Regions from separate parts of the Mus musculus genome. Here region 1 is linked to region 2. Evidence: chromatin loops called from intact Hi-C (ENCODE). Cell type or tissue: left cerebral cortex. All regions are shown on one strand. Each heading gives the region's core, and the rest is flanking DNA. Links, peaks and the distances in the headings are about the cores only.

Region 1 (15,223 bases), core at 2,707-10,706, 51 kb before region 2:
CGATTACCCAGGATTCACTCTCGATCTTTTGAGCTCCTCCAATGAGCCTGGATCACTTCTCCAGCCCTACCCTCTGCACACACACACACAGCTTGTTTCCTTGGCCCTGGCTAACTCCACTCCACTGCTGCTGTTCTCTGTGATCAACCCATGGCATCTCCAAAATGCTGAGGTCTTCCTCGGCATCTGGGCTGCACTTTCACCAATAGGCTCACACAGGCTCTTATCATGCCTCCAAGCCTCAACTTCTTTGCATGACCCCTTCAATCCTGGGCCTTCAACAGACACTGAGGCTGCATCTTCCCAAATAGCATCTCCTGGCTCCTCCTAGTGTCAAGCCTCAGCTGCTCTCCACAATGCCTTCATGCCTTCAAAACCACTACCACCTGGGTGAGTCCTACACTACCATGTTAGCGGGCAGCACTCAATAAAACCTTTGCCAGCTCTAGAACATAGCTTCTCTGTGCTGGTCTCTTCTTAACCACCACGAATTCCCTAGCTGCAGCTAGCCAGCATCAATTGAGCCAGCTAAGCAAAGGCTTCCCTTTAGTAGTTCTGGTATCTTGTTAATCACAGCTGATTCTTCAGCCCCAGTTAACCGGAACCACAGATTCTTCACACAAAAGCCCAGTGCGGTCTCTGCTTCCTTCTAAACTTCGCAAGCCAGGCCTTCATTATCTGCACCACTCTCAATGTTCTTTTCTTCCAAGGCCCTACAGAACAACTCACTAAGCTCTTAGCACTTAGTGGCTTTTCTAGCTCAAAGTTCCAAAGTCCTTTCACAATTCTCCCACAAACATGGTCAGGTCTGTCACAGCACTACCCCTCTCCTGACACCAACTTATCTTAGCATTTTTATTGCTGTGATGAGACACCATCACCAAGAGCAAGTTGGAGGCTGGTGTGGGGGCAGGGTTTTTTTTTTTTTTTTTTTTTTTTTTTTTTTTGGCTCATGCTTCCACATGACCATTCATCATAGAAGGAAATCAGGATCTCAAACAGGACAGGAACATGGAAGCAGCAGCTAATGCAGAGGCCATGGAGGGTACTTCTCACTGGCTTGCTCAGTCTGCTTTCTTATAGAACCCAGGACCACCAGCCCAGGAATGGCACCACCCACAATGAGCTGGTTCCTCTCCCATCAGTAGCTATTAAGAAAATGCTTTACAGCAGACTCTTATGGAAGCATTTTCTCTATTAAGTTTCCATCCATTCAGATAACTCTAGTTCATGTGTCAAGTTGACATAAGACCAGCTGGCATACCACACTTGTCCCATGGCACATGTGCACACACAACTACACCCCCATGGATAAATAGATAAATAGACAATAGATTGATAGTAGGTAGGAAGGTAGGTAGGGATAGATAGATAGATAGATAGATAGATAGATAGATAGATAGATACTTCAAAGCCAGGCATCATGCTTGGTTTATATCTGTAATCTCAACACTTGAGAGGCCAGCGTAGGAAAGCATTGACTATAAAGTCAGGTCTTTGGACTAGACTAGAGTGAGATCTGGCTCAAAAAATAATAATAATAAGGAAAGAAAGATTGTAAAAAAAAAGTACGCTCATAATAAACTGTTGATAAGATTGAGACACATAAAGGAAAACGCCATCAATTGTCCCCAAGTCCAATGATGATACCATTAATGTTTTGATAAATCCCCTTCCGGTTTTCTCATGCACGTTTTAGCAGAGTTGTGATCATATTGAATTGATCCCTACTTCCCATCTAATGTGTCTTATCATGTTACTAAAAAAATGTTAACTACATTAATAGTTACATAACACTTTGTCCTATGGATAGAACACAAAATGCTTGATCACTTTTTTCTTGTTAGACATTTCCTTTTTAAGAATCCTATAAACATTTACACCAAGTGGTGTGGTAAATTGTTAATCTGCTCTAAACTCCCTGGTGGGTGATCACCCCAGGGTTCTGAAGTTTAAATACCTTAAACTGCTCAATGACTGGGTCATTCCCTAACTCCATGTGGCTAACACATACTCCCTTCAGATATTCCTGAGTTAGTACTTACTAAATCTGTATTTTATCTTTGCCACCCTGGACCCTGCTGGGCAGCCCTCCTGGGGCCACTTTCCCCTGTACCTACATGTCGGCTCTCACCCTCCTGCAACTTTCCTGTGGAGTCCATCTCCTACACCCTCATCATGGGAGAATCTCCTCTCGCTCCTTCCTTGGTCCATTCCAGGGAATCCTAAAAGTCCCGCCTCTGTCTCTCTGCCCAGCCATTGCTGCCAGTAACTTTATTGACCAGTCAAGACCCAACTGGGAACAGGCTTCCTTTAGTGGTATGAGTGGGACACTGCAAACAGGTTTTTGGGTAACATTATCAGCATGAGAACACAAGCCGCTACACCAGACAGGATCTGCCTTCCTACATATATTAATACATAAGACAGCACCCCCGGCCCAGACATGCCCACAGGCCAACCTGATCAGGACAACTGTCCCTTCAGCTGAGACTGTCGGTGCTTCTAGGTTGCATCAAGTTGATGGTTAAAGCTAAGATACATATATAATCAGCTTTCTGTTGTGCAGCTATTTTATACTCAACAGGAACATGAGAGAGACAGACAAACAGACAGACACTGACAGAGGACCACATAATTCACATAATCTCTCCCAACCAGAATCAAGTGTTAAATTATTTATTCCACTCAATAAGGTAGGGAAATTATAAAACCTCACCTATGCCTTTTTTGGTAGCTTTAAATGTTGGACTTGGAGCTTCACATATGCTAAGCAAGCACTTTACCAGTAGGGGTGAGAAAGCTTTCCTTTTGAGACCTTCAAGTTACAGGACCTTTTAATTATCAGAGAGGCTCAGCTCCTCCTTGAGATGGCAACCAGTGTCTGAAGATTAAACATCCAGGATGGTGCAGAACTCAAGTTCAAGTGAAGAAAATAACTCCAGGGAAAGTAATTCCAAATAATATTCTCAAAAACAGAGAGCTTGCCTCCTTTTTCTGTTGCTTAATTCTTAGCATATTTCATGGAAAAGCAGATGGCAAGGGAGACTCGAGTGGTTGAATAAATATTAATAAGCAGATAAAGGAAGACAAGAAAGTTAGGAAACTAATTAGAATCACCTTAAATGTGTCTGAACTTAAAAAAACTCCAAGTTGATAATTCAAAGACTATTTTAATGCCCTAAAGAAAACAAGTTTGAGCCAAAATATAATCATTGAGGGGGGGGTCTCTTCACAGCTCCTCTAGAACTGTTCGAGACATGTAAATTATTTGCCACAATTATCAAGGAGCAGGGAGAGATGATAAGAAACTGACAGGAGATGAACTCTTGGCTCTATGGAGGGTGAAGGGCCTCAGAGCCAGATTGCAATTTGTTTCCAGAGACAGGTTGTGACTGGGTCGCAGGCACACATCAAAGAGCATTGCAGCCCTTCTACAACAGGCCCCTGACCTTGGAGTCAATCACCCATCTGGACTCTGTCTTGGGACAGGCTCTCTGGACGTAGTCCAAGGAGCCCTCGCTGGCCTCTTGCCTCTGTGAAAAGATGGAGCATCGCTCTTCTCAGCAGCAGGGAACCTTGTTGTCACTCACTGCAAAGTGGGAAAAATTATTTTCTCATGCTCCCAGGCTTCTCAGCGAGAGTGACAAAAAGAGACATGAGTCTCACCCTGCTTCTGAATAACTAAAAGCCCATTAGTCTGTGTTTCTTAATTGATTTTTTTCCTGCATCGTCTTTTTCATACAAGGGATTGAGATCAATTTTTTGAGACCAATCATCCCTTGAGATCAAGGTTCATGCTTCCAGTCTTGCCGTCTTGTTAGCTTTCCTTAAGTCAGGAAAGGATCTTTATCTCTGAGATTATCTTTATCTCTGAGAGATTTTTTTTTCTGCCAACTCCTGTGTGTTGTTTTAATTATATGATGCATGAGACTTTGTCAAATCTGTGACCAGTCCTAGCATTCAGCCCCAATGCACTCGTTTGCAGCCAGTATTTCTTCAGCTCTTTCTCTCTCACACACACTATTCTGCAGGTTATATATTCACAGGCATAAATACACGTCTGATATTCTCAACGAGTTCATACTCAGACAGGAAGGGCAGAAGTAAGAGAGCCGAAGATAAGTCTGGAAGGCTGGTTGCCAATATAGTCTATAAAGTCGGGAGTTTCTCAAGCTTTGGGAGAGCCTTGAACAAAAATTCTAAAAATCCTTAGAAATACTTCAAGTTACAAAAATAAAGAAAAAAAATCTGTAATATGAAGGAGGGTAGAAAATGTAATGGTTTCCAAAAAAATGCAAATCAGACTCCTCAGTGAGTTAAGAAAACAATGTATTATCCTTAGGAGGTTTGAGCCAACTATGGTGATCCATGCCAGAATGCAAACCCTGGAGAAAATGAAGCAGGGATCATTCAGAAATAACTCAGGTTTCATCTTAGCCAAGCATGGTGGTGCATACCTATAGTCCCAGAACTTGAGAAGTAGAGGCAGGACGATCCAGGTTATTCTCATCTAAGTGGCGAGTTCTAGACCACCCTGGGAAACACAACACCCTCTCTACATTGAGACAGGGAATTAAGAGAAAGGGGCAATGGCTTATGGCCTTTTCTATCCAAGTTGCTGTAAAATAAAATTGTCAAACTGAACCAACAAAAGTACAGAGCAAACAATCAACCAATTCTGAACTTCAAATAAAGAATAAGTATATTTTAAAATTACGTGTGGTTGTTTGATAGGAATGGCCCCCATAGACTATGGTGTTTGAATGCTTGGCCAATAGAGAGTGGCACTATTAGGAGGTACAAACTTGTTGGGGGTAAGTGTATCACTGTAGGGTGGGCTTTGAAGTCTCCTATGCTCAAGCTATGCCCAGTGGGCACACAGTCTCCTCCTGCTGCCTTTCAGGCCAAAATGTTGAACTCTCAGCTCCTTTCTACCTTATGTCTGACTGCATGTATACCATGTTTCTTGTCATAACAATAGTGCACTAAACCTCTGACTGTAAGCTAACCCCAGTTAGATGTTTTTCTTTCTAAGAGCTGCAGTGGTCATGGTGTCTCTTCACAGCAATAAAACCCTAGCTAAGACAATATGTCCCAAATATTGTGTGAAGAATACTTACTCTAAGGCATTTTTGTTGTTTATCTGAAAGTCATGCATCCAACATAACTGGGTCATAGTATACATGAAATCACACCAGCTGTGATCCCATCCACAAGACCAAACTAGCCAAACCATGAAAGTGGATGGGAAAGAGACTTATAGAGTCCACTCTTAGTTGAGGAGTTATTGACAATTGATAGTACTGAGGGAAGGAAAACCCCTGAGAGGTGGCCCATGCTCCAGTGGACTGTCTTACACCCATGCACATACAAGCAATACTAAATGGACTCAGTGGATTTTTTTTTAAAAAACAAGAAAAAAGCACTAAAGTTGGGAGGAGAAAGTGAAGGAGAAGATAAGGGAGAAATTGAATAAATTTGGTTAAAACATTGCATTCATCTATGACATTAATAAACAATAAAAAAAACTTTCAATTTTGTAGTTTGTCTGGTAACTCAAAATAACGGTAACAGGGAAATGTTCAGGCACTTCAGATGTTAAAGAACTAGAAAGCTATTGGTTCCCATGTTTTCCCTAAAAATATTATATTTATAATATAAAAAATATAAAAATATATAAAAATATAAAATACATATGTGTGTATATATATATACATTAATATGTGTGTGTGTGTGTGTGTGTGTGTGTGTGTACTACAGTGACTGGAAAGTCCTTGAAAAGGACTTTGACAGGATCTAGAATCTCTGAGGAGACATGCCTATAAGGGATTATCATCATTAGGTTCATGGAAGTCAGAAGACCTACCCTAATGGAGGACAGCATGCTGGGCTTGGGTCCTGGGCTGGATAAAAGAGGTAAGGCTGGGTAAGCAACAGCAATCATCAACCTCTACTTCCTGACTGTGGAATGTGAGGCAACCAACCGTCCCAAGCTTCTGCCGCCATGACTTCCCTGCCGGGATAGACTGTATCCCCTTGAACTGTAAGCCAGAATGCCTCATTCTTCTCTTAAAATGTTTGTTGTTGGATATTTTGTCACAGCAACAAGAAAAATAATTAATGCATCGCCCTAGATGACATTTTATTGGTAAGAACTTAATTTTGAAAGAAAGCAGTCCATATTCTGATCCCGCAGAAAGAGGTGGTAGGTTTTGGAAAAAGCAGATAAGACTGAGAACAACAGTGTTGAAGTTAAATGTTAAGGCTTGTGAGCAAGAATGTTAAAGTGACAGTGCTAAAGTTTGAATGTGAAATGTTCCTCATTGGCTCATGCACGGAGTTCCTGGTCACCAGATGGTGGCACTATTTTAGGAAACTTTTGAAGGCTGAGCCAACTCAGAAAAAAGTAGGTCACTGGAAGTGTCTTTGAAAGCTGTGCCTGGTCTCTACTCTGTTCTTGGCTCTGTTTCCTGTCTGACATGAGGCAAAGAAGGCCTTGGGCTGGAGAGATGGTTCAGTGGTTAAGAGTACCAACTGCTCTTCCGAAGGTCCTGAGTTCAAATCCCAGTAACCACATGGTGTCTCACAACCATCCTTAATGAGATCTGACGCCCTCTTCTGGAGTGTCTGAATACAGCTACAGTGTACTTACATATAATAACAATTAAATAAATCTTTAAAAAAAAAAAAGATATTCTTGTGCCACACATTCTTATTGCTGTGATGTTCTTCCCAATTACATGGGGCCAAGAAACCAGGGACTGAACCCTCTCAAACCATGAGCCAAACTGAACCTTCCTCTCTTAGGTTGCCTCTGTCAGATGTTTTATAACAATGATGAGGAAGGCAGGACAGACTGTAATCTGGTGCAAGCATGGAACCATCTCCAGAGTTTTTGTTGTTTTTCTTTAGGCCTCAGTTTCTTCACCCATGAATCAATCATACAATGCTAACCTGTGTGGTTTTGCAAGAATGAAATATAGCATTACCAGTAAATTGTTCAACACGGTACCCAGCACTCTATAAAGTGATTATTACAACCATCATTACTCAATGAGACTAAAGATGTGACAGTAGGAGAGGACCAGATCGTGCAAAGTTTTGAAGACAATGTGCAAAAGGCCTTTAGGGAAGTTTTACACTCAGGATGAGTTAGCAGAAGCTGGTCTCCAGAGAGCTAGCTGAAAGGCTGACACAGTTCAGGGAGAGGTGTCATTTTAGCTCCTTCGGCTGCTGCTGTGACAATTTACCACAGACTGGGTGGCTGAAAACAACATAAAATTTATCCTCTAACATTTCTGGAGGCCGTGAGTCGGGAAATCAAGGTGTCAGCAGGGCTTTCTTCCCTAAGAGGCTGCAGGCTTGGAACTCTTCTTTCATCTTCTCGTGGCTGTGTTGCTTGCTGGTTTGTTGTTACATCACTCTGTCTCTCAAGTGCAGCACTCAAAAATCTCTGTTCATTTCCCTCATTGCCTCCTCTCCCCTGTGTCATCTGATCATCTCCCTCTGCCTCCCCACAGGGGTACACAATTACATTCTGTCTACTCAGACGTTGTGACCTGAATGTAAAGTGACCCCCACAAGTTTATGTACTGAATACTTCGTCCCCAGAAGGGAGCACTATTTGGGAAGGTTGTAGAACCCTTCCAGGGTGATGTTTCACAGGAGGAAGTCCATCCCTGCTTAACATCTGGTCTTTGATTCTTGGTCAACACAGTTGTAAACATGCAACCTCACACTCCAGCACCAGAGCTGAGAGCCATTTCCCTGCCATGCCTTCTCTATCATGATGGAGCGTATCCCCAAACCATGAGCCAAAAAATAAACCCTTCCTCTATAAAGTTGTTTCCTCTTGGGTATTTGGTCATAGCAATTTAAAAAGTAACGAATACACCAGACAATCCAGCATGATCTTTCATCTCAAAATCATTAGCTTCATCATTTTTGGAGGGCATCCAACAGCCCCAAATTCAAGTCAGCCGGGATTTTAGACCTTCAAATGTTGTGGCTAAAACCTAAGGGCTCAGAGGTGTGTAAGGTTATAGTTAAGCACTAAGCAGTGGCTATTTACCAACTGAGATAGTAGCAGAGTCTACCTCAGGGTGTTAATCTTGGCTGTCCATTGACGCACCTAGGAGGAGCATCAGTTAAGAAAACGCCTCTAGACTTCTCGGATCCTCAGCCCAGTGCTTCTAGATCCTCAGCCTTGACCAGCCAAGAACATGACTGAGCGCCGCGTGCCCTTCTCGCTGCTGCGGAGCCCGAGCTGGGAACCATTCCGGGACTGGTACCCTGCACACAGCCGCCTCTTCGATCAAGCTTTCGGGGTGCCCCGGTTGCCCGATGAGTGGTCGCAGTGGTTCAGCGCCGCTGGGTGGCCCGGATACGTGCGCCCGCTGCCCGCCGCGACCGCCGAGGGCCCCGCGGCGGTGACCCTGGCCGCACCAGCCTTCAGCCGAGCGCTCAACCGACAGCTCAGCAGCGGGGTCTCGGAGATCCGACAGACGGCTGATCGCTGGCGCGTGTCCCTGGACGTCAACCACTTCGCTCCGGAGGAGCTCACAGTGAAGACCAAGGAAGGCGTGGTGGAGATCACTGGCAAGCACGAAGAAAGGCAGGACGAACATGGCTACATCTCTCGGTGCTTCACCCGGAAATACACGCTCCCTCCAGGTGTGGACCCCACCCTAGTGTCCTCTTCCCTATCCCCTGAGGGCACACTTACCGTGGAGGCTCCGTTGCCCAAAGCAGTCACGCAGTCAGCGGAGATCACCATTCCGATCACTTTCGAGGCCCGCGCCCAAATTGGGGGCCCAGAAGCTGGGAAGTCCGAACAGTCTGGAGCCAAGTAGAAGCCATCAGCCTGCTGCCTATCTCCCATAGCCATTGCTGGCCACCCCTCTCTGTCAATCTGTGCGCTCTTTTGATACATACATTTACCTGCTGTTTTTCTCAAATAAAAGTTGCAAGCTACTGCTCAAAAAAAAAAAAAAAAAAAAGAAAAGAAAAAAAAAAAAGAAAACGCCTCTATCAGTTGACCTTCAGGCCATGTCTGTTGGGGGTTTTCTTGGTTGCTGGAGGATGGGGGATGAGGGGGTACACTGAGGACAGTGCTGTCCCTGGGCAGGTGGGCCTGGGCTATGTAAGACATGAGCCTGGAGCATACCAATAAGAGGTTTTCCTCTACAGTTCCTGCCTCTATCCCTGCTTGAATTTCTGCCCTGACTCCTTTCAATGTAAAGTATAAGCTAAACTATACATTTGCTTATTACAGCCATTGAACTCAAGCTAGCACACTCAGGAAGGCAAACCTGATGGGGCTGGTTATGAAAGATGATGCATTAGGAACACTGTGTCAAAAGAAATACCACCATAAAAGACAGACCATAAAGGCTTGCTCTCCAAGGTCTTCAAGATGGCTGTTCTCAGCAGGTTTCTGGAATTGTCGTCCTTTCATTCCCTGATGCTGCAGCACCGGTGCAGGGCTCTGTCTGGGGGAAGCTAATGAACTCGCGTCTCAGTCTTCAGACCTGGTGAGGATCCCCATGTGAAGCTGTTGCAACTGCAATGTGTCAGAACAGATTGTTTACCAAGCTACTGAAAACAGCCCTAAGCCCAGGGGACCGAGCTAAATTAGGAGAAAAACAGTTTTTTTTTTTTTTCCCTTTCTTTCTTTCTTTTCAAGACAGCTAGTGTCCAAGTCAGGAATGACTGCCTTTCAGTACCTGGAAGGCTGAGGTCAGTGTCCTAAATAGCACGTGGGGTTTACTCACCGATAGACAGAAGGGCTGCCCTCCTGGAACTCCAGTCACTAAGGACCGCTCCCCTCATGTGGCTTCGCGAGAGGTAAAGGTGATGTGCCTTTGAGTTTTCCTGTAGGCAGGAAGGCTAGGGGGAAAAGTGTTTGTTTGTTTGTTTGTTTGTTTGTTTGCTTGTTTTTCAAGACAGGGTCTCTCTGTGTAACAGCGTTGGCTGTCCTGGAACTCATTATGTAGACCAGGCTGGCCTTGAACTCACAGAGATCCACCTGCCTCTGGCTCCCAAGTGTTGGTATTCAAGGTGTGCTCCACTATGCCTGGCTCAGGAGGGAAGTTCTTGATGATCCCTAATCACGTTTATTAGATACCATACAGGCTTCACTGGCCTAACAGACCACTCCTGTTATTTTTAATTTAAAAAATAGTGCTATGAATGCTTATTAAAAATTCATCATCTAACCCTACAGCTAAAAACTAAGAACAAAGATTGGCAGAAGAGCCTAAGATGCATCCTTTACATTGGATTGTAATCCCCATGGGCCTCTGTTTTCACTAGAAAACTATCTGATGAGCATCAGAGTAGAATTGTCCAAGTATTCCTTACTCTTATTGGAATATGGTTTTTTGCTCTAAACATAAGACAGTGGTAACAGGTTGTGGTAAAGTGGTACTGTGCCCTACCCCATCTTCCCATACATACATATACATACAGGTATACATATACACATAGGAAATGTATGTATATGTATATGTGTGTGTGTATGTGTGTCTGTATCCATCTCATTACATCCATTTGTTATGCATTCTTCCATTTGCTTTCTCAAACAAACAGGAATAAAAGGCTGTGGAAAAAGTCTCAGCCTATATTTTGCAAATCTCTAACTTCAGTAAATCCTAGACTTCTTTTCACATCACAGCTTTCCAGGTTGTGATTTGTTTTGTTAAGAAATGCAGTAAATCAGCAGACATCTGGACTGTTTGGAACTCATCCCCACTTTTAAAGCTAACTTTGAATTTTGTGTGTGTGTGTGTTTATGTACATCTGTGTGTGTGTGTGTGTGTGTGTGTGTGTGTGTGTGTGTCCAGAAGAGGGCACTGTATTTTTTAGAGCTGGGGTTACAGCTGACTGCCACATGGGTGCTGGGCTGGGAACCAACTCAGACAGTCTGTGTGAGGGAGGGCACAGGGGAACCACTGGACTGGACCACTCACTGGGTAGAAAGACATATTTATTTGCTGAATAAAACTTCAGGGCTATCTCTGGGGAACAGAGACATTAGTTAGGCAGGAGATCAGGCACCATTTACATGATGATCAGCAGGATGTGAGTCTTTGAGCTGCTGCAAGCTGTTAAGGATGCCCTTGCCCAAAGTAGCTGACCTTGAGACAAATAAGGGAGGCAGTGGTTTTCACGGTGAACACAAACTGGCCTTGAGATTCCTGAGGAATGCTGAGTTTAGGCTTCTGTTTACCCAATACCAATCCTTGTATTCACACAGTCTAGAGTGCTATTTAGGATGTCTCCACCAGTACTGCCATTTTGCAGGGTCCAATTTGGACCGAACACTGCAAGAACAGCGAGGCTCACACCACTGCACCATCTCTCCAACCCCAGGCTGAAACATTTTTATGGCTACAGCAATACTTTATCTTACTCTGTTCAACACCCACAACTGTCTTCTCCTTTTGTTATCTCCATCAACAAAGGCTCTGGACTCAGAATAGTTACTTTCACCCTCCAAAAGAGGAAAGCAAGCTAGGTCTGTCTTGTTCAGAGCAACACATTAAAAAAAAAACAAAAAACAAAAAACACTGACCTGATGAAAATGATTATCAGCAGCTGGTCCTGCTCTGTCCACCATTCAGGCCATTTTGAGTGACTCTGATCTCCTTCTAACAAAGCCCTCTGTGTCACTTTTCTTACAGGTCACAGGTTGCTGTCAGTTGCCAGCATAGTAGAATACTGAGGCAGGCCTGTCTCCAGGCCTCTTCCCGGTGGCTTTCCATGACAGTCTGAATCACTCCTATTCAACCTTTGCACCTTCCTTTTCCTGTGTTAGACTCCTTTCCCTCCTCCTCTCTGCTTCCCTCTACTCCTTTAGCAGGTGTCCCCTCTAATTAACGTCTTGCATATTTAACTGCTGTGAATGTTTGCTTCTCGGAGGACCTGGACTATGGGTCCAACAGGAGGAGCAGAAAAGCAGCTGGAGGCAAGGACAATGATATTCCTCCAAAGACCAATTTTACTTTGTGGGGTAAAAGTCACAACTATAGCATTGCAGAGCCATGACTCTAGAGAAGCTGTTCTCAGCACCCATTGTCCTGCCTTTGTACTGTGCTAACTTGGAGAGGCTAGACTACATTTCCCAGAATCCTACTCTGTCTGTTTCCTGTTAAGATAGAGTGGAGGACATTTTTTTTCCCTAGAGGTGGAAGGAGGCAGCCATTTTGTAAGTTTATAAACATTCTTTGCTAATCCAGTAGCTGGACTTGTTTCTGTCCACAATTTTCCACCTAGTTTCCTGCAGGTTTTTGGTCTCCCTGGGATACATGTTTTATTTTTTAATAAAGGGGGAAGGGAGAGAGAGAGAGAGGTGTAGCGGTCAAAGGACAACCTTGACTGTCATTCTCAGGTACACAAAACTATATTCCTCCTTTGAGACAGGGTCTTTTACAGGCCTGGAGCTCATCAATCACATTAGAGTGGCCAGCCAGCAAGTTCCAAGGATACTTCTTCCTCCATGGCCCCAAGTGCTAGGCTTATAAGCCACAATCTCACCAGTCAGAGTCCTCATGCTTGCAAAGTGAAGTGTTTTACCAACTGAACCATCCCCTAGCACAGAGGTTTGCTATTGTTCAGCAGTATGGTATAAGGCGGAGGGGAGGGGAGGGGAAGAGGGGAAGAGGGGAAGAGGGGAAGAGGGGAAGAGGGGAAGAGAGGAAGAGAGGAAGAGAGGAAGAGAGAGAAAGGGAAATTTGCTTCATAAATTCAGAAAATAGAAACTGTGGTTTTCCAACAAAACTGTGCCTATCTATGTGCCCCCACCCTACCTCCTTGGCAAGGCAAGCATCCAAAAGTAGTCAGTAGAATGTCTACTTCCACTTCCACACCATTGCCACTCCTGTCCCTCAGCTATAGATCAAGACTCCTTTGGACCAGCTTGACTGCTATCTCTGCCAGCTCTCCTTTTATCTCCCAGTGCTAGAGGTGAGCCTGGTCCCTTGTTATCATACACAGGGCTTTATATACTTTCCCAATTGATAACCCTTTTTCAATCAAGAATTTTTTTAAAGATGTATTTTATTCTTAATTATGTGGGTGCTTATCTATGTATGAACATAGGCACAAGAGTACACTGCCCATGGAGATCAGAGAAGGGTATCAGATCCCCTGGAGCTGGAGTTATAGAGGGTTTTGAGCCACCCAATGTGGGTGTTGGGAACCGAACTCAAGTCCTCTGGAAGAGCAGCAGCAAGTGCTCTTAATCACAGAGCCATTTCCAGAGCCTCCACTCAAGAATTGTTTATGTGACCTTTGGTGTTTATGTACATAAAACATATATAAAGTCAATTATTGATAATACATTTTAAAGGAGAATATTTTAGATTATTATGTGTGTGAAAAGTTTATCTGCATATGTGTATGTGTACCATGTGCATGCCTGGTGCCTACGAAGGTGAGGAGAATGGAACTAGCTAGGGTAATGGATGCTTGTGAGCCATCATGTGGGTGCTGGGAACTAAACATGTTTCCTCTGCTGGGGCAACAAGTGTTCTTATCCACTGAGCTATCCCTCTGGCCCCAAGGAATTTATCTTAAAACAATTCTTTGTTATCTATAAATTCTGCTATTTATTAAAGAGTAAACCAACTTCACATGCTAATGAGATTATGTCCTTTATTTTTATATAGAGGATAAGTCTTGACTGGTATATTTGATACTGTGGGGCACTGTAAATCTTCAACATTTTTCAGAGTTGACTGATATTTTGATTTTGTAATCATCGGTGCTGAGATTCACACTTCACATAAATATGTATTACAAAATGGTAGTGGTATATTTACAGTCATTTTAGAAGCTCTTGGAAATTCTGACCCAATCAAAATTCGCATAACAACTCTTTATGAAACTCAAACAGCAAACATTCTAGCACAATACAATCAATCCAAAGATATACAAACTTGGTACTTACATGCCAGTGAGTGACTGTAGGAACACTGTAAGTCTTTGCTTTCTGGCTAAGGATTCATCAATATTATTGAATTTTCACATAGAGCCAACTAATTTCATTGATTCTTTGTATTGTTTTAGTTGCTTTTTTTTCTATTTTATTGATTTCACCCCAAATTTGATTATTTTTTGCCATCTACTCCCTTTGGGTGTTGTTTCTTCTTTTTGTCCTAGGGCTTCAGGTGTGCTGTTAAGTTGCTAATATGAGATCTCTCTGATTACCTTCTTTAATGTAGGCACTTGAACTTGCCTACTATGAACTTGCCTCTTAGAACTGCTTTCATTATGTCTCACAAATTTGTGTAGGTTGCATTTTCATTTGTATTCAATTCTAAAGAGTTGTAAATTTCTTTCTTAATTTCTGCTCTAACCCATTTCTCAATCAATACTGAGTTGTCAGTTTCCATGAGTTTGTAAGTGTTCCCTTGTTTCTGGTGTTGACGTCCAGCTTTTCTCTACGGTGGTCAGCTAGGATGCAGGGTGTCATTGAAATTATCTTGTATCTGTTGAGACTTGTTTTTTAATTAAAAAAACAGAAACAAACTCCAGGAGTGGTAGCATAACTCTAGTCCTAGCACTTGAGAATCGGAAGCAAGAGTATGAAAAGGTGAGGGCCATCCTCTGCTGCAATAGTGAGCTCAGAGCCAGCCTTGGCTATACCAGACCCAGTCTAAAATGAACAAAAGAAGTAAAATGCACAAGATGGATTTAAAGTATGGAGTTTTTAGTATGCCTATGTAAGGATGTTTCAGGCTCTAAGTATAGAAACCAAAACTACAAATGGCTTATATAACCAAAGGCCAAATACATGGCATAACTGTGTATAATCCAGCACTGTTAAAGAGAGATAGGAGGTGGAGGTAAGAGAATCCCCTGTCTCAAACAAGTAGAAGGCAAGAACTGACATACAAGGTTGACCTCTGACCTCCAAACATATTATATGGCACTCATATGCATAAATCCACTAATGGTAGCAAATTAGAAAAAAAAGATTATAATTGTCAAAGCAATGAAACTATCGTTATTTCAATATTATGAGCTAAACCACGTGTTTTATTCCAATTTCACACCTTCTCTCCACATTCTCCTCTCCTGTTCCATTATTCCACCCAGAACTTTCAGTAGCATTTATTGTCTTTACTTTTTAGTATCCAGGACGGATCCACAGTCCTCATTTCTCACAACTTTGGCGCCCTTGATGGAAGCTGGTCTGTAATTTTACAGCATGTCT
Region 2 (15,223 bases), core at 4,846-12,845:
ACATATACTCACACATATACACATTCACATACACATTCACTCTCTCTCACACACACACACATGTACACATACACACTGATACACACACTCTCACACACATACACACTCTCACACACACTTATTCACACATATACACACTCTCATACTCACATGCACACACTCTCACACACACATACATACTCACTAACACATACATACACACTCTCATACACACATGCACTCTCACACACACATACACACTCACTAACACATACATACACACTCTCATATACACATACACATGCTCACACACACACACTCACACATACACACACACTCTCATACACACATACACATGCATACTCACATACACACACATATACACATTCACATACATATGCACTCTCTCACACACACTCTCTTACACACATGCACACACTCATACACACTTACATACACACTCACACACACTCTCATACACACATGCACACACACACACATACATACTCACACACGTACTCTCATATACACATACACATGCACACTCACATACACACACATACACACACACACTAATAATTTATGAAAAGAAACAAACTGAGCACATACTTCTAGTCTCATCACTCAGGGGGCTGAAGCAGGCAGATTTTCATAAATTAGAGTTAGCCTAGTCTACATAGCAAGTTCCAAACCAGCCAGAGCTACATAATAAGACCCTGTCTCAGACAGAGACAGACAGAGAGAGACAGAGAATATCTCCAAACCCAAAGGAATACTCAAATGAAGAACTATAAAACTTTTAAGCAATATAAATTCATCTATTAATGTTCTATAAGCATTCCTTTTTCATTAAAATTACTTTAAAATAGCAAGACTCTAATCAATGGCTGTCAGCCGGAATCATCAGACACTTGGAAAAACTTGGCTTTGGCCTCCATTGTACCCAGCCAACTTCATTATGCTTTCTGCCTGGTAATTATAGATCTTATTAACAAAGATGGGTTTGATAACTTAAAAATAATAGACACTGTGAATTGCATGCTCTCCCAAGGGCGGAAAATTTCACACATTTCACACACCAATGTGCAAAACATGATTTTGTTTGTTTAACTCAGGCAACTGGAGTTCTTTAAATACAGTGAAAGTCTCCAATTTCATACTGATGTGAGCTGCACTTTGTGAGCTCTGAGGAGATGAAATGGTTTGTCACAAAGACATCATCACACCCCTTTCTTCTTTGCACAGAGGTCAGCCCATGGATAACAAACACAGAAATACACAGAAGAATTCCCAGGCAGTAGCCTATCCTTTTAATTATTATGACCATGATTGTGTTCAACAGAGAAAATAAAGACACACACACACAGTAAAAAGGTAAAAAATCAAAAATTACTTAAAAATCCCACAATTTAAAAGAGCTCCACTTTTTAAATTTTATACTATACTTATTCAGTGTGGGTGTGTGGTGTGTGTGTATATGTGTGGTGTATGTGTGTATGGTGTGTGTAGTGTGGTGTGTGTGTGTGTGTGTGTGTGTGTGTGTGTGTGTGTGTTGAGAGAGAACATGCTTACACATGTCTTCACCTTCCACAGCATGGCACAGATTTCAAGAACAACCTGAAGGAGACAGTCCTCTCTTCCCACCCTGTGGGGCTCAAAGATGGAACCCTGGTCTTCAGGTTTGAAGACAAGTGTCTTTGCCCACTGAGTTATTTCTCTGGCTCACAATTGTTAATACTTTGCTGTATTTTATCCCATTGTTTTTATAAGCACATTTCTCAAGAGTTGAGATAATTTCATATACAGCTTTTTTTTCATTAATGCAAGCCTGTGCATTTTGAGCACTTTCTATTTTTATTCAGCTCTTGGTAAACATAATTTTAATGTCTGTGTCTTCTACAGTATGAGTTCCCATCATTTACTCCACCCTTCCTGGTTGATGGACATTTGGATATCTCACTTTCCCACCATTAGCTACCTGCATCGTGGTGTTGGCCTGGCATCCCAGCTGCTATGGAGGTAGAGGAGGTGGATCATAAATCCAAGGCCCATCTGGGCAACGTGGTGAGATCCTGTCTCAAACTAAATAAAACGAAGATTGGGGCATGTAGACCTGTGGTAGAGCTCCTGCCTGGCGTGTTCTTACTCTGTACCCAACTCCCAGTGCTGCAAAAACTGCAAGTCAAGAAGGCTGGGGCAATTAGTCAGTGGCTAAGGAGCATGCAATGACAGCTTAAGGACCAGAGTGTGACTCTCCAAGAACCCAAGCAGATGCCAGGTGGCTGTGGCTGATTGCCTGTAATTCCAGCTTCCCTGGGAGTTGGGAACTAGGCTCCTCAGCACAAGCTGACTAGCAAAATGAGCCATATCAGTGAGCCCTGGGTTTGATTAAGAGCCCCTGCTTCAATGAGTAAGGCAGCAGAGAGATCCTAAATGATACTGACATTAACCTCGGGCCTTCACACACCTTCAGACGCCTTCACACACTCATATGTACAGTCCCACACACGCACACCTACACACACATGGAAATGGAAAAGGGAAAGGAACCCAATATGAGACGACTATTCATCCACATTACACGGTGAACGTGGGCCCCGGCTTACAAAGCGACATGGGGAATAGTTTCCTGTTAACTGAGACCTAAACTATCACCTAAAGTCATCCTATAGAACTACCAGGTTGAATGACATAGGTGTGTTTAGAACTCTTAGCACATACAAGCAAATGGCTTTTCAGAAGGCCATTCCAGGTTGCAGTCTACCAACACAGGACTGACACTGGGTATGTATATTCTAGGGTCAAATTATTTGTCTGCATTATTTTGATTTGTGCTTTTAGATTACTTGTGAGTATACTCCCCGGGCATGATAACTCTTGATGTAAAATGTATACAACACAAATTTTTTTTTGCAGACATGTTTACTTTCCTCTGAATTGACATGGTAACTTTTGTAGAGTTTATTTTTAAGATTCCATCATGATTTCCATTCTGGAGTCAATGATAATTGATCTTGTGTTTTGTGGTGGTGGGTGCTGGGGTTTATTGAGTTGATTTCATGCACGCAAGTGCCTTGGCTGCATGTCTATGCACCACCCGCATGTCTGGTGCCTGCGGAGGTCAGAAGAAGGTGTTGGGTCCCCCGAATCTGGAGTTACAGGAAGTCGTGTGCTGCTCTGTGGGGGCTGGGAATTGAACCTGAGTTAGAGCAACAAGAACCCTTAATCCAGGAGCCACCTCTCCAGCCTCAGTGGTGGTTTAGATACTAGTGTGACTGACATTCTTGATTTTTGGTTTTCAGGCATGGTCTTGCCATCCTCCACCTCCCGACTGCTGGGTTTTTAGGCATGTGCCATAACTCAGGAGCTTTGCGAGTGTAGAATATACACCAGGGTCAGCCAAATGCACCAGTTAGCTAAGGTGCTTACCTCCAAGCCTGAAAACTAGATCCGATCCTTGGAAATCACACGAGAAGGTAGAGGGGGGTGGGGTGGAAAACAGACTCCCAAAATTTGATTTCTGACCACACATGAACACACACAGATAAATAAATATTTTTTTTCATGGTAGGCTGGGAAAATGCAAATAAATAAATAATAAAATCACAATTCAACCTTTTCCTAAAATACTGTTTATCTGGTGGGGTTTTAGAGAATGTTCAGCTAGGGGAAAGAATCTACATCTTTGCATGTCAATGGCAAACTATCACCCGTTCCAATCAGGACCCTTTTCTTCATCGATTTTTCTGCGTGTTGCCCTCACTTCCGAGCTAGCTGTGACATTAAGAGCAGCTTGTCTTTCTGTTCTGCCGCTCCTCTTTTCAAGTGTCACCAGCTTGCTCAGACTTGCTTCCTCAAAGGGCAGCAATTTCGTTTTAACATTCAAAGTGTGCAAAGTTTCAGGTGAGTTCTCCGGGTTTTCAATACACACTAATGAAAAACAGATGTGGCTAAGGAGACACAGCCAATGAAAGCAAAAATGCGTGGTCTCGTTTTATTTAATAGAATGCTAGAGCCCAGGAGCAATCTATATGTCAACCCACAGAGACCAAATCAATACCACTTCCTGCAGACTCTGGCACCCCCAAAACTGTTATCAACACAACTTCTTTTTAAAGAATTATTTACTTATTTTATGTATAGGAGTCCACTGTAGCTGTCTTCACACACACCAGAAGAGGGCATCACATCCCATTACAGATGGTTGTGAGCTACCATGTGGTAGCTGAAAATTGAACTCAAGACCTCTGGAAGAGCAGTCATGGCTCTTAACCATCTCTCCAAGCCCACAACTTCTTTTTGAAGCACACAACATTGCTATCAATTACATTTTGTTATTTCCATTCTATAGACGAAAAAAACAGAGATTCAAGAGCCTGGAGCTGGGATTCCCTATGTCTGTCTTGTTCCAGGATCTGGGCATGCTTGCTGTATCTTTATTTAATTTAATGTGTGCATTGATGGGGAACCACATGTATGGAGGGCAGAGGATGACTTTTGGAAGTCAATTTTCTCCTTCTACCATGTGGGTCCCAGGGATCAAACCCAGATTGTCAGAATTGGTGGCAAGCACCTTCACCTACTGAGCCAGCTCTGATAGACATTTTGTTTTCAACAAAAAGTGCACAGAAACATATCACATCTGTAAGGGGACCCCTCAGAATCGGTAGAGAACACACTCAGACACCGAATTCTCAGCACAAAGGAGATTTATTATCTCAGAGGGACGATCGAGAGTCGGGGTTGGGAGTGGGGGTGGGGAGGTGCTTTTTGCAGGAGTGGACAAAAGGGGAGAAGAAAAAGGAAGTCTGTGCTGAGGGGCGTTGGGTGAGTCCTGACGGGCAGATTAGCCAGGGCAGCCAAATAATAAATCTTGATCGCTGGACTATGGTTCTTAGTTTCGGGAATGAGTCAGTAGACTCGTAAGGGCCTAGACCTTGGGGGCTGGCTTTAGAAATGTACTTTAAAAGGTTAAACAAGGGAGAGGGAAGGAGAGAGGGCAACACCTGGGTGGGGGGGTGGGGCATGTCTGTCATGCTTGAGCCTGTTAGAGACCCCTTGAATGTCCGAAACAGAACAAGCCCCATAAAGTTCACTATCCTGTTACTTATGCCTTCAAAGTGTATCACCGACCTAGCCCAAGCGCACCAGCCAGTCGCTCCCCAGAATCCCACATTGCCAACTCTCACTGTTCTCTTTTGTAACCGGGTTTGATGTGCCTGAATGGTTGTTTTCCTTGCAAACCGTCTAGTGTGTTTTGGAAACCTTTGCCTTTCTCAGAAATCTCTCTCCAACATAAATTAACCATAGACCTGTAGGGTACCTCACGGTAGAATTTTAAGAGCAGCGTGGGTTCGCCCCAGGCTCGTAGTTTTAAGGTCGAATTGTGATGGGGTTCAGGACATAACAAAATACAGCATCTTAGCATTAAGAAAACAACAGAAATGGTTTGGTTGAGAAATGTCCCATATAGATTAGTGATCTGCAGGCTCAGCCCATAAATGACGGAGGTTTTTTAAGAGGTGGGAATTTAAGGGGCGGGAACTAGTTAGAAAAATAGTCAGGGTAGGGGGTTAGGTCTCTGGTAGTGTGTGTGTCTGTGTGTGTCTGTGTGTGTCTGTGTGTGTGTGTGTGTGTGTGTGTGTGTGTGTGTGAGAGAGAGAGACCTTCCTATGTTGATCAAGCTGGATTGGAACTTGCTGACATCTGCTTGCTTCTGCCTTCCAAGTACTGGACTAAAAGTATGACCGGCCACGCACAATCCACGCATACTCTTACTAGCTGCCTCTGTGATGTAAACAGCCGCCCTCTACTCCTGGTACATGATGTTCTGCTTAAGTCTTTGGTGCTGTGATGGAGACCAGTAAGTACGGACTGCACCCTATGAAACCATGAGCCAGAATACATCCTCCTCCTTTATTCCCAAAAGGTATTTGGCTAGCACGATGATAAAGTAACTAACAGAGCAGGAAACTCTTTCTCCCCCGACCCCCTTCCATCCTGAAACAGATCTCAAGTCCTTCATTTGATAGGCGTTCTTCCTACACTGGAGGTAAAGGAGCACCCTTCTCTCCAAAGCTCCAGGGCCACTGAGAAGTGTCTGAGTTCTCCCAGCCTATCAGCCTCAGATCACATCCTTTTGAGCAATCATACCTCTACATAAGTGCCTACAAGATTACAGTATCTCAGTGATGGGGCGTGGCCCAATGGATAAAGTAATTAGTGAGCAAGCCTGAGGGTCTGAGGTCAGATCTCTTGCACCTATATCTCACCCAGAGGCAGACAAGAGGAAATCGGGGGCTCGCTGGTCAGCTAATCTGGGCTAAACAGCAAGTTCCAGGTTGGTGAAGAGATCTTGTCTCAAAAAAGTAAAATGGAGCAGGATAGAAGAAGATACTCAGAGATGCCTTCACAGAGAGAGACAGAGACACAGAGAGACAGAAAGAGACAGAGACAGACACACACACAGAGACAGAGAGAGGCACACACACACACACACACACACACAGATAAAAACAACTTCTCTCATTCTTTGGGCCTTTGTTTCTGGTCTCCCAGGTCACACACACACACACACACACAAAATCAATTTGTTATACTGTTCTCTTGTTAATCTGTTGTAAGTCTCCAATCGAAATCTAGTGATGGGAGGAGAGAGAAATCTCTTCCTCCACAACTGTCTACTGGGGTCGGGAAAAGTATGCATGTCCTGTGCAATATTTTGGGTGTGACTAAAGGGTATTTGCTCTTTGCCGGGAATCTAAATGTAAGTGGGCATCCTGCCCCTCATCTGCCAGGCCTCTTCTGAGGAATGTGATAACACCGGTTGATACTAGCACACTAACTGTCAACAGCCCTGAAGGGAGATTAGCCATTTTGTGGCATTTTCTCCTCTGTCAGGGGTTCACTCCGTGACTTTGAACTTTAACAGCTGTGGCTTTCTTGTTTTTAAAAAAACGAGGACCATAAAGACTTCCTCAAAAGTGTTAAGTCCTTTAAGGGGACGTAGTGTATGCACTGAGGGAGGCTGAGAGCTGAGCGGGGAGCGGTGTCAGCAGACTGAGGACAGCTTGGGTTACAGGATGTCAAGCCAGCCTGGGCTGTAGAATAAGACTTTTTCTCAAAAACAGAAAAAGAAAAAAAAGAAAAAGAAAACAGAAAAAAAAAGTTAAATAGCCTCATTTATTATAGCAGAATAGCTTGCATATAGGCATGATAGGCCAAGAAATAACACAATTCACACATCAGTTCTAGATGCGGATGAACCTCAAGAAACCCTAAAAACCCAAGCAACCAGTCTTCCCCAGTATCTGCCTCTGAAATGCAGAGCCGAGAATCTTGCTTCCTAGGAGAAGGCGTTTAGCCCAAACGTGTCAGAGTTCTATTTTAGAACTCCAGAGTCGGTATCAGGTCTGTCAGATGGAGTTTCCATCTCTTGCTCTCCCTGAAGAAACTGACTCACAGCAGGAAACGTTCCCGTGGAGGTCCTGATGGGGGTCACTCAACCTTGTCCCTAGCCCGCGGCTGTTTATCCTTTTTAGTTCCGTGTTCAGAAAAGTACACTGTCACTAGAAAACTTTAACATACAATTTTTTTTCTTTGACTTTATATTCTTTGTAGCCATGATAAATTCAGATGACCGAATTGAATCCCAAAAATGTAAACCTCCCGGATGTCTGCAGCAGGCCAGTGTCTTGAGGAAGACAGCAGCGTGCCCTTTCCTCTCTCAACCTCTCAAATGATGAATTCTTTCCCCCAGCTTCATGTGAGGAACAGTAGCAACAGCCAGAAGCCAGCAGCTGGTGACGGCAGCGTCCTTGGCAGCTGATGTGAGCTGCAGCGCCCCCTGCAGGCCCTCAGAGACGCAACGCGGTGTCAAGATCGCATCCTGGCTACCAGCTCTCAGGCTGCTGAGGTCTGCCCTCTGCTGACGATAGAGACTAACTACACTTTTTAAAACAACTTGTCTTTCTCAGTGCAAGGGACCCCATTCAGATAAGGTGCCCTTTACGCGTGGGTGGGAGACCAAGTCTCTACTTTGGATTTCTGCAATCTAAATTCATGGACCCCTCGGTATCACAAAAACAAAAACAATACACACAAATGAACCTACGTTCAAGTCTTGTCTCTTATGATTTTTTTTGGTCCAATTTTGAGATTTATGAAATGATGAGAGCAAATGGGAATTTTCACAAGATTGGAATTGCATGGTGGAGAGAGAGAAATGGATCGTCAAAAACAGCCGTAAGGTTAAACAGGTGTGAATGCGGGATAAATAGGTGTTCGGCGTTGTTCTCAGTGCAGAAACACTGTGCACTGGCTGGGTTTTGTGTGCCAAATTGACACAAGCTGGAGTTATCACAGAGAAAGGAGCCTCCCTTGAGGAAATGCCTCCATGAAATCCAGCTGAAAGGCATTTTCTCAATTAGTGATCAAGGAGGGAGGGCCCAGCCCATTGTGGGTGGTGCCATCCCTGGGCTGGTAGTCCTGTGTTCTATAAGAAAGCAAGCTGAGCAAGCCAGGGGAAGCAAGCCAGTAAGCAGCACCCCTCCATGGCCTCTGCATCAGCTCCTGCCTCCAGGTTCCTGTCCTGTGTGAGTTCCTGTGCTGACTTCCTTTGGTGATGAACAGCCATGTGGAAGTATAAGCTGAATAAACCCTTTCCTCCCCAACTTGCTTCTTGGTCATAATGTTTTGTGCAGGAATACAAACCCTGACTAAGAAACACTGCTCTATATTAACAGTTCTGTGATCCCAAGTTGAGGGTAAAAATGATGTTCAAGCAACCAGATCATTTAAACTATCCTGAGCTGTCTCAGAGTTCCAGGAAAACTTTTCAAAATATATCTCATGATGATGAGGACACAGAGAAACTGAAATCTGATACTTTCCTAATGAGATTATGAAACATTGCAAGTGCTGTGGAAATCAGTTTGGCATTACTTCCAAACATTTGATATAGAACCACTATATGCTTGAGCATTCTACTCTTATGTACATCCACCCCCACCCTCCACAAAGAAATGAAAAACGGGTCCATATACAAAAGCCTGAACATGAATAGTAGACAAAACAGCCACAAGATAACAATCCAAAGGCATAAGAAACAAGGATGTTGGTGGCTGGAGAGATGGCTCAGTGGTTAAGAGGATGGACTGCTCTTCCAAAGGTCTTGAGTTCAATTCCTAGCAACCACATGGTGGCTTTATTTATTTGTTTTTATGTATATATGCACACTGTAGCTGTACAGATGGTTGTGAGCCACCATGTGGTAGCTGGGAATTGAACTTAGGACCTCTGGAAGAGCAGTCCGTGCTCTTAACGGCTGAGCCATCTCTCCAGCCCCCAATTTTACAGTTTTTTTTTAAATTAGGTATTTAGCTCATTTACATTTCCAATGCTATACCAAAATTACCCACCCACCCCTACTCCCCTACCCGCCCACTCCCCCTTTTTGGCCCTGGCGTTCCCCTGTTCTGGGGCATATAAAGTTTGCGTGTCCAATGGGCCTCTCTTTCCAGTGATGGCCGACTAGGCCATCTTTTGATACATATGCAGCTAGAGTCAAGAGCTCCGGGGTACTGGTTAGTTCATAATGTTGTTCCACCTATAGGGTTGCAGATCCCTTTAGCTCCTTGGGTACTTTCTCTAGCTCCTCCATTGGGAGCCCTATGATCCATCCATTAGCTGACTGTGAGCATCCACTTCTGTGTTTGCTAGGCCCCGGCATAGTCTCACAAGAGACAGCTACATCTGGCTCCTTTCGATAAAATCTTGCTAGTGTATGCAATGGTGTCAGCGTTTGGATGCTGATTATGGGGTGGATCCCTGGATATGGCAGTCTCTACATGGTCCATCCTTTCATCTCAGCTCCAAACTTTGTCTCTGTAACTCCTTCCAAGGGTGTTTTGTTCCCACTTCTAAGGAGGGGCATAGTGTCCACACTTCAGTCTTAATTTTTCTTGAGTTTCATGTGTTTAGGAAATTGTATCTTATATCTTGGGTATCCTAGGTTTTGGGCTAATATCCACTTATCAGTGAGTACATATTGTGTGAGTTCCTTTGTGAATGTGTAACCTCACTCAGGATGATGCCCTCCAGGTCCATCCATTTGGCTAGGAATTTCATAAATTCATTCTTTTTAATAGCTGAGTAGTACTCCATTGTGTAGATGTACCACATTTTCTGTATCCATTCCTCTGTTGAGGGGCATCTGGGTTCTTTCCAGTTTCTGGCTATTATAAATAAGGCTGCTATGAACATAGTGGAGCATGTGTCCTTCTTACCAGTTGGGGCATCTTCTGGATATATGCCCAGGAGAGGTATTGCTGGATCCTCCGGTAGTACTATGTCCAATTTTCTGAGGAACCGCCAGACGGATTTCCAGAGTGGTTGTACAAGCCTGCAATCCCACCAACAATGGAGGAGTGTTCCTCTTTCTCCACATCCTCGCCAGCATCTGCTGTCACCTGAATTTTTTATCTTAGCCATTCTGACTGGTGTGAGGTGGAATCTCAGGGTTGTTTTGATTTGCATTTCCCTGATGATTAAGGATGTTGAACATTTTTTCAGGTGCTTCTCTGCCATTCGGTATTCCTCAGGTGAGAATTCTTTGTTCAGTTCTGAGCCCCATTTTTAATGGGGTTATTTGCTTTTCTGAAGTCCACCTTCTTGAGTTCTTTATATATGTTGGATATTAGTCCCCTATCTGATTTAGGATAGGTAAAGATCCTTTCCCAATCTGTTGGTGGTCTTTTTGTCTTACTGATGGTGTCTTTTGCCTTGCAGAAACTTTGGAGTTTCATTAGGTCCCATTTGTCAATTCTCGATCTTACAGCACAAGCCATTGCTGTTCTGTTCAGGAATTTTTCCCCTGTGCCCATATCTTCAAGGCTTTTCCCCACTTTCTCCTCTATAAGTTTGAGTGTCTCTGGTTTTATGTGAAGTTCTTTGATCCATTTAGATTTGACCTTAGTACAAGGAGATAAGTATGGATCGATTCGCATTCTTCTACATGATAACAACCAGTTGTGCCAGCACCAATTGTTGAAAATGCTGTCTTTCTTCCACTGGATGGTTTTAGCTCCCTTGTCAAAGATCAAGTGACCATAGGTGTGTGGGTTCATTTCTGGGTCTTCAATTCTATTCCATTGGTCTACTTGTCTGTCTCTATACCAGTACCATGCAGTTTACAGGGACACAGTCCACCAAGGTGGAGAAGGAATGGAGGCTCTGGTACATGGCTCAACAATGTAGTTGAATGATTGCAACCTGGCAGTCCAGAAACATCATTAAGCAAGATTTTCTAAGTTCTATTAAGGAAAGGAGATATGTGTGTGTGTGTGTGTGTGTGTGTGTGTGTGTGTGTGTGTGTGTGTGTGTGTTAGCATATGCTGGTACCTTCTTTTGGTATTTGTAAGTTTTCAGTAAACATTTATCAAAGATACTAAGCTGAAATAGTCTTACTCTTCAGTAAGAAAGTGTAGTCAGGTGTGGTGCCACGTGCCACGTGCCTTTAATCCCAGCACTCGAGAGGGAGAGACAGGTAGGTTTGTGTGAGTTAAAGGCCAGACTGGGCTCTAGCAAATTCCAGGCTACATAATGAGACCCTGTCTCAAAACTAAAGTAAGAAATTGTGCAAGTTTTATTGTTTAGAATTCTGGATACTTCTTTAAAAGAATATACATGTCTAAGAATATTTAGAAAGGAATTAGCATATTTGATTAACCCGGACATTGACCATGTTTATGTCCCATGGAGACAAAACGTGCTGTGGTCACTTGGATTTTCATTTCATATTTATTGAGATGGCTTTTGTGATAGTTTGCATATGCTTGACTGAGAGAGTGGCACTATTAGATGGTGTGGCCTTGTTGGAGTAGGTGTGTCACTGTGGGGGTGGGCTTTAAGACCCTCATCTCCTAGATGCCTATAGCCAGGCTTCTGCTAGCAGCCTTCAGATGAAGATGTAGAACTCTCAGCTCCTCCTGCACCATGCCTGCCTTGCTCCTGCCTTGATGATAATGGACTGAACCTCTGAACCTGTAAGCCAGCCCCATTTAAATGTTGTCTTTCTAAGAAGAGTTCTTGGTCATGGTGTCTATGCACAACAATGAAACCCCTAACTAACACAGCTTTTAAAGACTTTTTTTGGAAAGATTTTATTTTGTGTTGCTTATATATGTTATAAACAAGTAAACAAATCAAACCTCTTTTATGTATAGAATCCAATTCTTCAGGGATATATATATATATATGTATGTATATACACACACACACACATTCATAGTGGTTAATTTCCATGCTTTTAAATTAAGAGTGACCAAGCCTACTTGGGTGAGTGGTTGCCTATCATGGGCAAAGCCATGATAAGTTAGATTCCTATCATTGCATAACATCGGGTGTGTGGAACCAGCACCCAGGAAGTGGGGGCAAGAAGAGATCATTCTTAGCTATATCACAAGTTCAAGGGCAGCCTAGGATACACGAAGCCCTGTTTTAAAAAGAAATTGAATAAGGATAGTTTCTAAAAGAATGTTCCAGGGCTTGCTTAGACAGCGCATATACTAAAATTGGAACTACAGAAAAATTAGCATGGCCCCTGTACAAGGAGGACATGCAAATTCATGAGGTGTTCCATATTTTTCTGAAAAGAAAGCTGGCTTTGCCTATTTCTTATTTAAAAAAAAAAAAACAAAAAAACAACTTGATGTAAAAGAAAATGTTCCCAGAGCTGGAAAGATGGCTCAGCAGTTAAGAACATTTTATGTTTCTCCTCAGGACCATGGTTCAGTTCCCATATGGGGCTCACAACTGTCTGTAACCTCAGTCCCAGGGCACCCCAAAACCCTCTCTGGCCCATGAGGACTCTGCGTGCACACTGGCACACAGACATCCATGCAGACAAACGCCCAGAGACATAAAATTAAAAGAACGTTGCACTCTCGTCTCTGGAATATATTCCCTAGGCATCTGACTTTTTAAACATTATTTTGCTATTGTCTATGTATTGTCTATGTTTGTCTGTGCAGTACATGCATGCCTGGTGCCTGCAGAGGCAAAAAGGCATCAAATCCCCTAGAACTGGGGATAGTAGTGAGCACCGGATGGCTGCAGGGAATCGAATCCAGGTCCTTTGAAAGAGTAGCCTGTGCTCTTGAACACTGACCGTTTTTTTACGCTAGTTTAATGCTTTTTGATGTACGTGTGAAAGCAGTGACTGCCACATCATGGAAGCTGCCTAACCTCATGATAGTTAAAGGGATGTTGGCTTCAGTGATATCAAAATTTAAAAACTGACCAGGCTCACTAGGCCCCTCCCTGCCTAAGTTAGTGTGCATGTATCTGTATGTGTGTGTGTGCATCCAGTCGTGAGTGTGTGTGTGTGCGCGCATGTGCACGTGTGTGTGTGTATGTGTACATACATCTGTCTGTGTGTGCGTGATTGCGTCTGTGCATGTGTGTGTGTGCGCGCACGCGCGTCTTGTACGTGTGTGTGTGTGTGTGTGTGTGTGTGTGTGTGTTGTTTTGTGGATGGATGCTGACACGTAATTACCCTCAGGAATAAGGTGTTTTAGGAGAAATGGCCTTGAAGCTGTAATTGGGCTGTAAGCTGGGAGTGAAAGGATTAGAAAAAAAAACACCTTTACAGATAAAACAGCATAACAGAGCCTTGAAGCCTTGGAGAAGAGCTTCCTTGTGGGTGAGCATAAGAGATGCGGGAAGCGGGCGGGCAGAAGACAAAGCACCTTCAAAGAAATCCCTAGAACAAAGAAAATACCCAACTTTTATAACCTTTGCGGGAACAGGAAGCTTCGTGTCACATGACTTCGTTCAACCTAGACTACAAGACGGAAAGCTTGGAAGAGCCGGGTACTGTTTAGGGCTGTAACTTGGAAGATGCTTAACTCAGTGCTAGAGAGGGCGCTGCAGTGGGAGTGGCCTCATGCCCTCCAGGCTGTGGCAATGACTCTTAGGAGTGATCACTGTCTTAAGAGGGCAGTGCACTAACAAGTGTGTTTTCCTTGTTAGTGTTCTGTGTCGGGATTTTGTTGTGCAGCCCAGGTTGGCCTTCCTTCACCCTCCTTGGCCTTTTCTCCTGCACTTTGTCCCCAATTCACTTTCCCACATGGAGGCCATCTATTCATTTTTGGTTTTTGCCAGCTCCAGGAAAACTTTAACATCCCCTACTCTGTGTGACTCCAGTGTCCCTGGTATATCATAGGTCCTTATTAAATGCACATCGGATATTAACAAATACACCTAACCATGAGACTCAGTAACTTTTTCTTTTCTTTTCTTTTCTTTTTTTTTTTACAAGTTCAACCCACCTTCATATTCTGAGCTTGGATGTTATCTACTGCACACACTGCGGCTCAGCTGCTCAAAGGCTTTGAGGGAAAAAACGGAGGTATCTAAATCTCAAAGGCTGAGTTCCTTTAGAGAAATCGCTCTGGGGCAGCAGTTCAAATAAACTGCTAATGTTTCCTGAGAACTCTCCAGGGGCACTTACGTTTTTCTAGTTGGGTAATTAAGAAATAGTTACATCCTCCAGAGACTATTCAAACGCCCTAGATAATTTCTCCAATTTTGATTTAGCAAAAGGGTGAAATAACTACACCATAACCTTTTTGGTTCGTGCCTGTTAGCTTCAAACTAAGTAATGGCTTAAGCACACCACAGCCCAGTGGTGAAATCTCCTGAGTTGCTGTAGAAACTTCCGTATGTCAGCTCCTACTTCTTGTCTTCCTCTCCCAGTAGCTTTAATTATCAATAGTGCAGACAATGTTATGGGTGTATTTATTCACTGAACATAAATAAAATCCAAAGAAAAAGAAGCATACAAAACAAAAGTATGCTTTGTTACCCAGTTTATTCCGGAAATCAGGAAAGAGAAGCTTAGGAGATTCTCGGGGTGCACGAGTGTTTTATCTGCAGCACTTATGTCTTAAAAGATGCTCCTAGCTAATCCTGAATGCAAACCGAGCATCCGTTCTGTGGGTGGATTAGATTTCGCATAATTTATCTTTGAATTTTTTAAAAAATCCGTGACTAATTTTAAGAGTAACTTCTACACAGTTCTAAACACTTAGGAGAGTTTACTACAGGCCAATGCATTTATCTTCAGGTAGGTAAAAAGTTTATATCTCCGAAACTTCCCAGTGATGGTATTTTTGTGCCTGTTTTACAAATGAAGAAACGGTCAGAGTGGCTGAGTGATGGACCCACCTGCGACCTCATAAAC

The links. Hi-C counts contacts between places; a loop is a spot of excess contacts. Peaks named below come from ENCODE experiments on the same cell type or tissue, not always from the same donor. Only the 100,000 strongest peaks of a DNase experiment are listed, where the experiment ranks them.
Region 1: a loop joins it to region 2, with 2.1 times the contacts of the local background. A loop is called at or near these places in 1 of 42 quality-filtered maps.

What each region holds. Positions count from the first base shown.
Region 1 is chr13:45,072,130-45,087,352 of GRCm38, reverse strand. It overlaps Gm34409 (a long non-coding RNA gene), which reads right to left and starts at 11,860. Exons shown (of 3, transcript XR_382300.3): 1 at 11,579-11,860; 2 at 9,777-9,891; 3 at 9,395-9,565. It also overlaps the pseudogene Hsp25-ps1. In left cerebral cortex, for the core only: no CTCF peak of the experiment used is centred there; DNase peaks (open chromatin) are centred at 3,487, 6,389 and 7,256.
Region 2 is chr13:45,023,654-45,038,876 of GRCm38, reverse strand. Gm23104 (a small nuclear RNA gene) reads left to right here and starts at 12,524; the gene lies at 12,524-12,625. In left cerebral cortex, for the core only: a CTCF peak has its summit at 7,868 (motif pointing left); DNase peaks (open chromatin) are centred at 7,031, 7,405, 7,841 and 12,600; H3K4me3 peaks cover 385 bases; H3K27ac peaks cover 1,103 bases.